Linked DNA regions of Homo sapiens: region 2 is linked to region 1. Evidence: chromatin loops called from intact Hi-C (ENCODE). Cell type or tissue: dorsolateral prefrontal cortex. All regions are shown on one strand. Each heading gives the region's core, and the rest is flanking DNA. Links, peaks and the distances in the headings are about the cores only. Region 1 overlaps SIM2 (SIM bHLH transcription factor 2). Region 2 overlaps LOC105369308 (a long non-coding RNA gene).

The links. A loop is a pair of places that touch in the nucleus more often than their neighbours do. Peaks named below come from ENCODE experiments on the same cell type or tissue, not always from the same donor. Only the 100,000 strongest peaks of a DNase experiment are listed, where the experiment ranks them.
Region 2: it touches region 1 in a loop (2.1-fold over the local background); 2 of 110 quality-filtered maps call a loop at or near these places.

Annotation. Positions count from the first base shown.
Region 1 is chr21:36,716,879-36,721,267 of GRCh38, reverse strand. It overlaps SIM2 (SIM bHLH transcription factor 2), which reads right to left. Exons shown (of 11, transcript NM_005069.6): 4 at 1,339-1,447. Among named protein-coding and RNA genes, the nearest start is that of SIM2, 20 kb to the right of the region's middle. RefSeq lists an enhancer at 970-1,756. In dorsolateral prefrontal cortex, for the core only: a CTCF peak has its summit at 1,937; a DNase peak (open chromatin) is centred at 2,007; H3K27ac peaks cover 1,009 bases; H3K27me3 peaks cover 1,092 bases.
Region 2 is chr21:36,645,615-36,650,003 of GRCh38, reverse strand. The region is part of intron 1 of LOC105369308 (a long non-coding RNA gene); the gene reads left to right. Among named protein-coding and RNA genes, the nearest start is that of SIM2, 51 kb to the left of the region's middle. In dorsolateral prefrontal cortex, for the core only: no CTCF peak of the experiment used is centred there; no DNase peak of the experiment used is centred there.

The DNA.
Region 1 (4,389 bases), core at 282-4,281:
TGATTCATGTTGATGTCTGCAGACATATCATATCCAAGAATCAGACCTTAGCTACAACTAGGTGCCCCATCTCATTTCAGAAACCAACATGCCAGGCTCTCTCCTTGGTAAGGAATAATTAGACTCCAGTGACTATTTCTGGAGCTGGAACTTGCGGGCCACAGAACTGTCTGCAAGGGATTTTACAACTGTGTGTGCTATTTTGTATTCTCTCTTCCCAGCCCGAGAATGACCTCTCCCCACCAACCCCCAGAAGACAGCAATAAGAATGCAACTCATGTTTTTCCTGCAGCCAGCTACCCCATTCTCATCACCCTTAAAGCCTCTTCTTTTGCATTTTGTTCCACTGGGGTATTCTGGCCAAGCTGGGTGCCATAGTCCAAAGCACACATAAGACCCATTTGTCAAGAGGCCTGTTGGCCTCACTGGATGGTTGGAGGGAGTTAAAAGGCCAGGGCCCCTGGAATAAGTCCTTCTGTATCTTCCTAGCACTCATCACAATTGAAATTTAAGGAGTCATTTGTGTAATGACCAGGGCTTCTTAATGATTTGTGCCACAGCACAAAACCTACAGATCCCTACTTGGAGTAACATTTTTAAATACATAAAATAAAATATATAAGATTACCAAAAAAGCAACTGTATTGGAAAATAATTATCAAAATATTTCAACACAGTGATACGGATATAAATGTGCTGCTTTATTAATACATAAATAAGAAGATTCAGTAGCAGGTCTTAGAACTCCTGAAATTTTGAAGTAGGCATGTGGGCATAAGCGATATGTTTAAACCTGCAAAACTTTCCTATGATATGGAAAACATCTGTGATTTCTATTGTTGGCAAAGCCACAGGTACTAGGGACCCCAAGATGGTTTATCATCTATCATCAGAAGCAAAGGAAATGCCAAATTTCAACTGGAGGAAACACATATGTAATTTTCCCCATGAAATGTCATGGACCACCCCCGACCCCCGAGTTTTAGGCACGGCATCTTGGTTAAGGAGAAGCTTGGTCTAGACCCGTGATGCTGTAATCCCTGGAATTCTGACCCAAGAGCACGAGGGGAGCAGGCTTGCACCACTTTTGTCCTCTACCTAGCACTCAACACGGGTTCTGGCCAACAATAGGAGCTTGATGAATATTGGCTTAAAAGACACAGGTATCAATGCAAATCCCCACGTGGTGGGTGCTGTGTGTGTATTGGAGAGACCTGGGCTGGGCAGTCCTAGTCATGCCCAGCCACTTGGCAGATGTGGGAAGCAAAGCCCTGAGTTCCATTTAAGAATGTCGCCTTGCTTTTAGTCTGTTTTTTTTTTTCCCTCTGGATGGAATACCTTGGAGCAGGTGGTGGTGCAGCGGCTGGTGGGCCGTGAGGACAGCGGTCATCTCATCGTGGTCAGAAGGATGGATGTATTCATAAATACTGTTGCCCGTGAGCTCCACCTGCCGTGGAAGGGAAGGGTCAGAAATGCCACCGCCTCTCTGGGATTGGCGCAGGGGGAGGGGCAAGGTGTGTCACAGGTGCTCACCCTGCCAGGAACAGAACTTTGATCTCTGCTGACAACCCACACCTTTGCCAAACGCAGAAACAGTTTTCTTTTCTCAACAGAGCTCAGAGCTCTGAACTGTCTCCCACACTGTCTAAAAAGGCCATGGCACTGAGGCTTGAGCTTGCAGCCAAGAGAACCCTTAGCAGGAAGGACCAGAAAGCAAAGGGTGGAAAAGGTGGGCACCAGAGGTGGGCGGCGCTGCTGGCCTGGGCAGCATCCTTCATACAGAAGAGGGCTTGAAACAGACCCAGGCCAGGGTCTCTGTCCTTCCCTTGCTGGCGATCTGAGGGGACTGGGTGGCCAGAAGGCCAGCTGTCCTGTCCACATAGTGCTCCCTGTGGAAGTGTTGTCCACTCCGAGGCCGACCAGCCGTCCACGGCAGGGGCGCCACTGCGCCCGAGGAGGACATGAACTCAGACAAAGGCCCTTTCTTCGTCGACTCTGAGCTGTGCCCCTCAGGCGCTGCCAGGCCTCTCTCACATTACCAGCAATGAGTCTCTGGCCCTCCCAGTCCGAGATGACTGTGCTAATTCTGTGGCTCCCGCCCAGGGGTGTGGCTGGGGCTGTGCGTGCCCTGCGGGAGGGTCTGGGCCTGCTCCAGAGAGCCACGTTATATGGGGATTATGTCCTGGGGTTGCTGCCTCAACAGTCCGACGCTACCTATTTCCAGACACAGCCCACAGAGGACAGCACATCCATGTCACTTTGCAGGAATGGATGGCCCCAGGAAAATACCCATCATAGTTACAATTTTTACACAGAGGTCCCTGGAGGCCCAAATTCCCGAACTTGAGAATCTTTCGAATGTTCTCTCAAACATAAGCACCAGGAGAGGATATGATAGAGTCTCAACACCTGGGCCCCCACCCACCTTAAGATGGACAGTGGCACAGAATGTTCTAGAAATGACTAGCAGAGCAGCCTTCTGAGCAGTGGTGGGTGGATCCTATTTTTAGAGCTATAATCAATAGTGCTGAGGGTGGCAGACAAGGACAGTGAGTCGGTGAACCCCAGCATTGTTCAGGGGAGGCCCAGGGGCAGTGGTAGGACTTCCTCCACCACCAAGGGGAGTCCCAGTGCCCAGCCTGAGAAGAAACTCAAAGCATGTGGGAAACCGTCCTTGGGTGGCGAAGGATCTTGGGTAGGTCTGGAGAATTCCTTCTTGACCCTGCCGGAAGGAGAGAGGGTAACTCAAGATAACAAAAGGAGGCTCATGGTGTGTCTTGTCCCGAGCCACCCCCTTGTTATTTTTAGGTGTGTCTTGCTGCAGGTGTCGCTGGGAGCCTGTGGCTCTCCATCAGAGGAGAGACAACATGATTATCTGCAAAGTGGCCATCCTGACGGTGCCACCTCACGCAACAGGACAACCCAGCCAGCTGCTTAATGGAGAAGTTCTGGGAGTTGCAGTTCCAGATTAGCATCTAGGCCATCAGCTTTTACTTGGGACCAAGGGGTCGTGGAGGGGTGAAGTGATTTATCGCACTCCTCTGAGCCAGTTCTTCCAATTTGTTAAGAAGAGCGAGTTGCTTTCTTATTCAGAATAAGTTACACTTCTGGCCTGCTAAGTCATCTTGTCCCTAAAACGGCTCTCACAGTTCTATGTTTTACATTATTCATGGAATGTTTCCTTCCAATATTATGCAAACAGAGCAACAGAGAGAATCCTATTAGAGGAATCCTCCCTACCCTCTACTTAACACCCACTTCCCAAGCCTGGCACTTTCTCAACAGATCTCCCAGACGGACATTCGCCTCCCTGAAAAGTTTATTACAGGATTTCATTTAAGAAAAATAATAAAACTAAATATTCTTCTTTCGAGTCATTCCTGTTAATCCTTAAAAAGTTTAAATAAACTGGCAACAGGTAAGCCAGCCATTTGGGACAGGACCATTTCCTTTTTTCCTCAGGGTGGCAATGACTATGCCCTGGGAAGGCCTGTCCAGGTGCGGAGTGGCAGAAGCTAAAAACTAAGAGAGTTGGCTTAAGAAAATATATATTGACACTTTGGTAGGCCGAGGCAGGCGGATCACCTGAGGTCAGGAGTTCAAGACCAGCCTGGCCAACGTGGTGAAATCATGTCATACTAAAAATACAAAAATTAGCCGGGCGTGGTGGCATGCGGCTGTGATCCCAGCTACAAGGGAAGCCGAGGCAGGAGAATCGTCTGAACCCGGGAGGCGCAGTTTGCAGTAAGCCGACATCGCACCACTGCACTCCAGCCTGGGCGACAGAGCAAGACTCTGTCTCAAAAAAAAAAAAAAAGAAAAGAAAGAAAGAAAAGAAAATATATAGTGACTCACAATTTCAACAGTTTATTTTAAAAATGAAAAAATAACAAAATAGAGAAATGTTATATTGGCCTATCGTTTCTCCCTTCCCCATGTTTTCAGGGAAAAAGAATAATTCTGGTTTGCTCGAAGTTCTTTTCTGGAAAAAAGTAACTGATGTGTTTTCGGGAAACAACTTTACCTCCTTGCAGAAAGACCTTCCATCTGTGCTTATTAAGGGTTAGATTTGCGTTTTAATCCCAGAGTAGGTTCTTATGTTTTCAGAGTTCCCGTTCTCAACACATGCTTTTGAAGAATGAGAAGGGTGAGGTTGCACAGATGAAAGGCTTGGTTTTCTGAAGGCTCGAGTCTGTGACAAAACGAACGGGAAAACTCCAGAGCTGTCTAGGAAGTGAAACAGCCTTCAAATAACGGAAATGTCTTTACAGAACAAATTTTGGAATGATAAAACAGTCCTGACCTTAAGTCAAAATTATGGTTGACATGGTGTTTCCTGTATTTACGTATCTATCCACGCTTTTGAACACTGAGAGAAATGTGACTACC
Region 2 (4,389 bases), core at 65-4,064, 71 kb after region 1:
CCAAATTCCATCAGTCCCCCAAGGCTCACTGGGAGATGATGCCCGCCTCCAAGGTTAGCCTGTGGCATTTGATGCTCACCCTGGAAATGGCAGAAACACTTAATCCACCGTGGAATCAACTGATAAAAATAACTCTCAGCCAATAGCTTGTTTCTGCAAATTGCAATTAAGTGGCTGCTGGTACTTCCAAATAAATACGGTAACAATTTCCATCTCTGAGCAGCTTTATTTAATGTCCCGTGACATCTGACATACCATATCATTCTTCAAGCACCGAAACAAGAAACTCCATGTCATTCAACCCCTATTGCAGATGTGGAAGGCAATGGGTGGAGGGTGGCTTCCCAAGGACACTGTTGTTATCGTTGCATTCGGCTAAAGGGAAATCAGCCATGCATCAGGAACACGGGCCGGCGGGGAAGTCCTGGCCATTGCGTGTTCTTCCCTCAACGCCTCTATTCCTGAGTTGATGGTGTTTCTCCGGAGAGGAGAGATCCAAATGTTCTGGAATTGGGCCCTCTACACCCCTAAAGCCAAGGAGTTTTATTTTTAAAATATAAATACAATTTGCCAGGGGTATCCAGGTGAAATCAAAGATTAAAATCATGGCCTCTTGGGGCTTGCAGTGAGCCGAGATCGCGCCACTGCACTCCAGCCTGGGCGACAGAGCGAGACTCTGTCTCAAAAAAAAAAAAAAAAAATCATGGCCTCTTTTGGGGATGTAAGCAATAAGTGTGCATGCATGTGTGCGTGTGTGTGGGGGTGGGTTTATTGAAGTGAAATTCACTTAACATAAAACCAACCATTTTAAAGTGCACAATTCAGTGGCATTTCTACACCCGCTCCCTCTATCTAGTTCCAAAAGCCTTTCATCACCCCAAAAGGAAACCCTCTATCCACTAAGCAGTTGCACCCCATTCCTCTCTCCTCCTAGCCCCTGGAAACCACCAATCTGCTTTCTGTCTCTCTGGATTTGCCTATTCTGGGCATTTCATATAAATACAATCATGTCATGTGTGGTCCTTTGTGTCTAACCTCCTTCACCCAGCACATCTTCAAGGTTTATCCATACTGTAGGGTGACCAGAACTATTCCTCTTTGTGGCTGAGTAATATTCTGTCACATGCATATACAGCATGTGGGTTTTTAGTTGTGTTTTTTTTTTTTTTTTTTTTTTTTGAGACAGAGTCTCACTCTGTCACCCAGGGCTGAAGTGCAATGGCGTAATCTCTGCTCCCTGCAACTTCCGTCTCCTGGGTTCCAGCAATTCTCCTGCTTCAGGCTCCCTAATAGCTGAAATTATAGTCGTGCACCACCACGTCCAGCTAATTTTTTTTGTATTTTTAGTAGAGACGGGGTTTCAACATGTTGGCCAGGCTGGTCTTGAACTCCTTACCTCAAATGATCTGCCCACCTCAGCCTCCCAAAGTTCTGGGATTACAGGCATGAGCCACCATGCCTGGCCTCCTTTTTATGACTGAGTAATATTCTATAGTATGTATATAGAGTGTGTGAGGTTTTTTTTTTATTTTTATTTTTTCGAGACAGTGTCTGACTCTGTTGCCCAGGCTGGAATGCAGTGGTGCAATCTCAGCTCACTGCAACCTTCTCCTCCCAGGTTCAAGCGATTCTCATGCCTCAGCCTCCCGAGTATCTGGGATCACAGGCACCTGTCACCATTTCTGGCTAATTTTTGTATTTTTAGTAAGTAGAGACAGGGTTTCACCATGTTGGCCAGGCTGGTCTCAAACTCCTGACCTCAAGTGATCCACCCACCTCGGCCTCCCAAAGTGCTAGGATTATAGGTGTGAGCCACCACACCTGGCAGAGTGTGTGGGCTTTTTGTTTTTGTTTTTTTTTTCAAAGTTACTTGGACTCTGTCACCTTGGTCTACCTTGCCCAGGAAGTCCTATGGCCCTGCCACTATGTATTTTATGTACACAGCAAAAGGTGGGAATGGATTCAACAGCTGTGTCCTCAACAGCCGCGTCCTCTCTTCTACCTGCACCTGGAACTGCAACGGGGCAGATAAATATTTCCCAGAGACGCCTGCAGTAGCACACAGAGTGTGTTGGGAACAATTGTAAAGTCGTGCGGCTAGTGAAGCTTAGGACGAAGGCATTTTGAGCTTGTGAGTCATCCATGGCTGTAGTGGAGCTTTGGCCCACAGGGTTAAGCAAACAGTAAGGACAGGGATAAAACTGGGGCAAGGCTTCTAGAAGGTTAGGGAAAAGGGAATTCAGTGAGTGTTCTTGGGGTGTACTCCTAAAACACACTGTTTAGGGAACTCTTGCTGGTGTGGACTTCCTTAAACAGAAAGTCTCTGATGGGGAAGGAGGGTCCCTCACTTTGGACAGCTTTTGAGACCATTGCTAATTTGATCTCATTTTGACAATGAAGGATTTTACTCAACTTTTCATTGTCTTCCTTGAAATTTCCTTCATACCCCTCCTTCTCCCCCAGCTACCTTCAGTCCCATTGTCCCGGCTGACGGGCGGGCGGAAGTATTTCCTGTGCTCTGTGAATGCTATCACATGACACCCGAGTGTGGAATCGCATCCCCTGCTGATACAGTCTGAAAGCTGAGCTTCCCCATCCTCTCAGGTTTAAAGAAATGGTCACTAAAATTCGTTTAGTGTTTTTCTTCTTTTCCAACCAAGAAACATAAATGTGTGTTTGAGATCAACACAGACGATTCTTGAGTGAAATGGGACTTTACACATGGGGGTATTTGTTCATAGGTTTGAAACATTGAAAACCAATACTGTTCCGACTCTCAAGAGAAAAACGAGTTGTTTTTTTTCTCCCTAATGGAGTGTCGGTGATGGCTCTCCATTAGGGAGGAACTAAAGGTGGAGGTCCGCTTTTTAGTGTGGGCATGTCAGGTGCGAACCCTCCCATGCACTCTCCTCTCCTGTTCTCACTCACACACACAATTTAAAATGTTTATGGAATCTCTGCTCTGGGACCAGGACTCTGAGACCCAAAATAAATAGGATTCGTGCCTGCCTCCCACAAGGAGGGCAGTGGCCCTGTTTGGTTTTGCTTGGCACCTAGCACAAGCCCTGACACTTAGTAGGTGCTTTGTAAATGCTGACAGAAAGAATGAATGCTTCCCCTCACCTGGCTGTGTCAATATTTGCCTGGTTCTGCCAGGCCTGATATTTGCCACGTAGGCATTTCATGTCTGCACACACGTGGGGATGGCGAGTTGTGGACGTTCTCAACCTGACTAGCAGCAGTGCCTGCCAGGCAGGAAGTGCTACCATCTTGGAAGAAGTAAAAGAACCTGCTGATGGGATTCAGTCCGGCTAGGCTCTGCAGCCCACTTGGGGGTGTAAGGTGCCCATGCTGGCCTCAAAGCAGAGGTGTCCCTGCCACATGGCCCATTCTTTGCAATGTGAAAGCCAAAATGGAAAATGAAAATAAATAAATAAATAAGTAAACCAACAACAAGTAGTCCCAAGAGAAACAAAAAGGTATTCCTAATGGAAATCTCATGGGTGACTCCACAGGAGCTGGAAAAGGCTGATTCCTGGAGCCCACGGGTAGAAAAAGCCACATCCACTTACTTCCCAATTCTGCTCCAGGTCAGTGCCGAGGGCCAGGCAGCCTCCAGAGCTTTCTGGATCCCTGAGGACAGAGACTGGGTGGCCAGCTGGGAGCATCTCCAAACAATTCCTTGCTTCCCAGGATATGGTGTCCGGGGAGGAGAATGCTCTTTGTAGCACCAAAGTGTGTTTCAGGCGGGGCAGAGTTCACAGACAGCTGCAAGATTGTGGCCAAATGGGAATTTTTCGAAGTGAATTGGCTGTTTATTCAGTTGTGTGTTTGTGGGGCACTCAGACATAAATATCATGTGAGCCTGAGTTCGGTCAGACAATCGAAGTTGGGTAAGTTGGGAACTGTTTCATTTGTTATCCTGACTGAACTAGAACATGAGTGTTTTTGTGGGGTTGACCAAATATTGGAATCTCGACTGAATTTTTAGGAGAACAATATCTAGTGTGCCACTCAGGAGGAGAATACTTTTGTTGGTTGGTGGCCAACTCAGGATCATAAAAAGAAAATGAAGACACCTTAAAACATACAGGACAAGGAAACATTGATCAATGAGTAGCACTGATTTATTGGCCAGGGTTCTCCAGAGAAATAGAACCAATAGAATGTATATCATATACTTTTATATATGTATATGATCTCTCTCTCTCTCTCTCTCTCTCTCTCTCTCTATATATATATATATATACACACACACACACATATGCAGAGAGATATTACACACACACACACACACACACACACACACATACGCAAAGAGATTTTCAGGAATTAGCCCACGGGATCATGGAGACTGGCAAGATGTTTGTTTGTTTGTTTGTTTGTGAT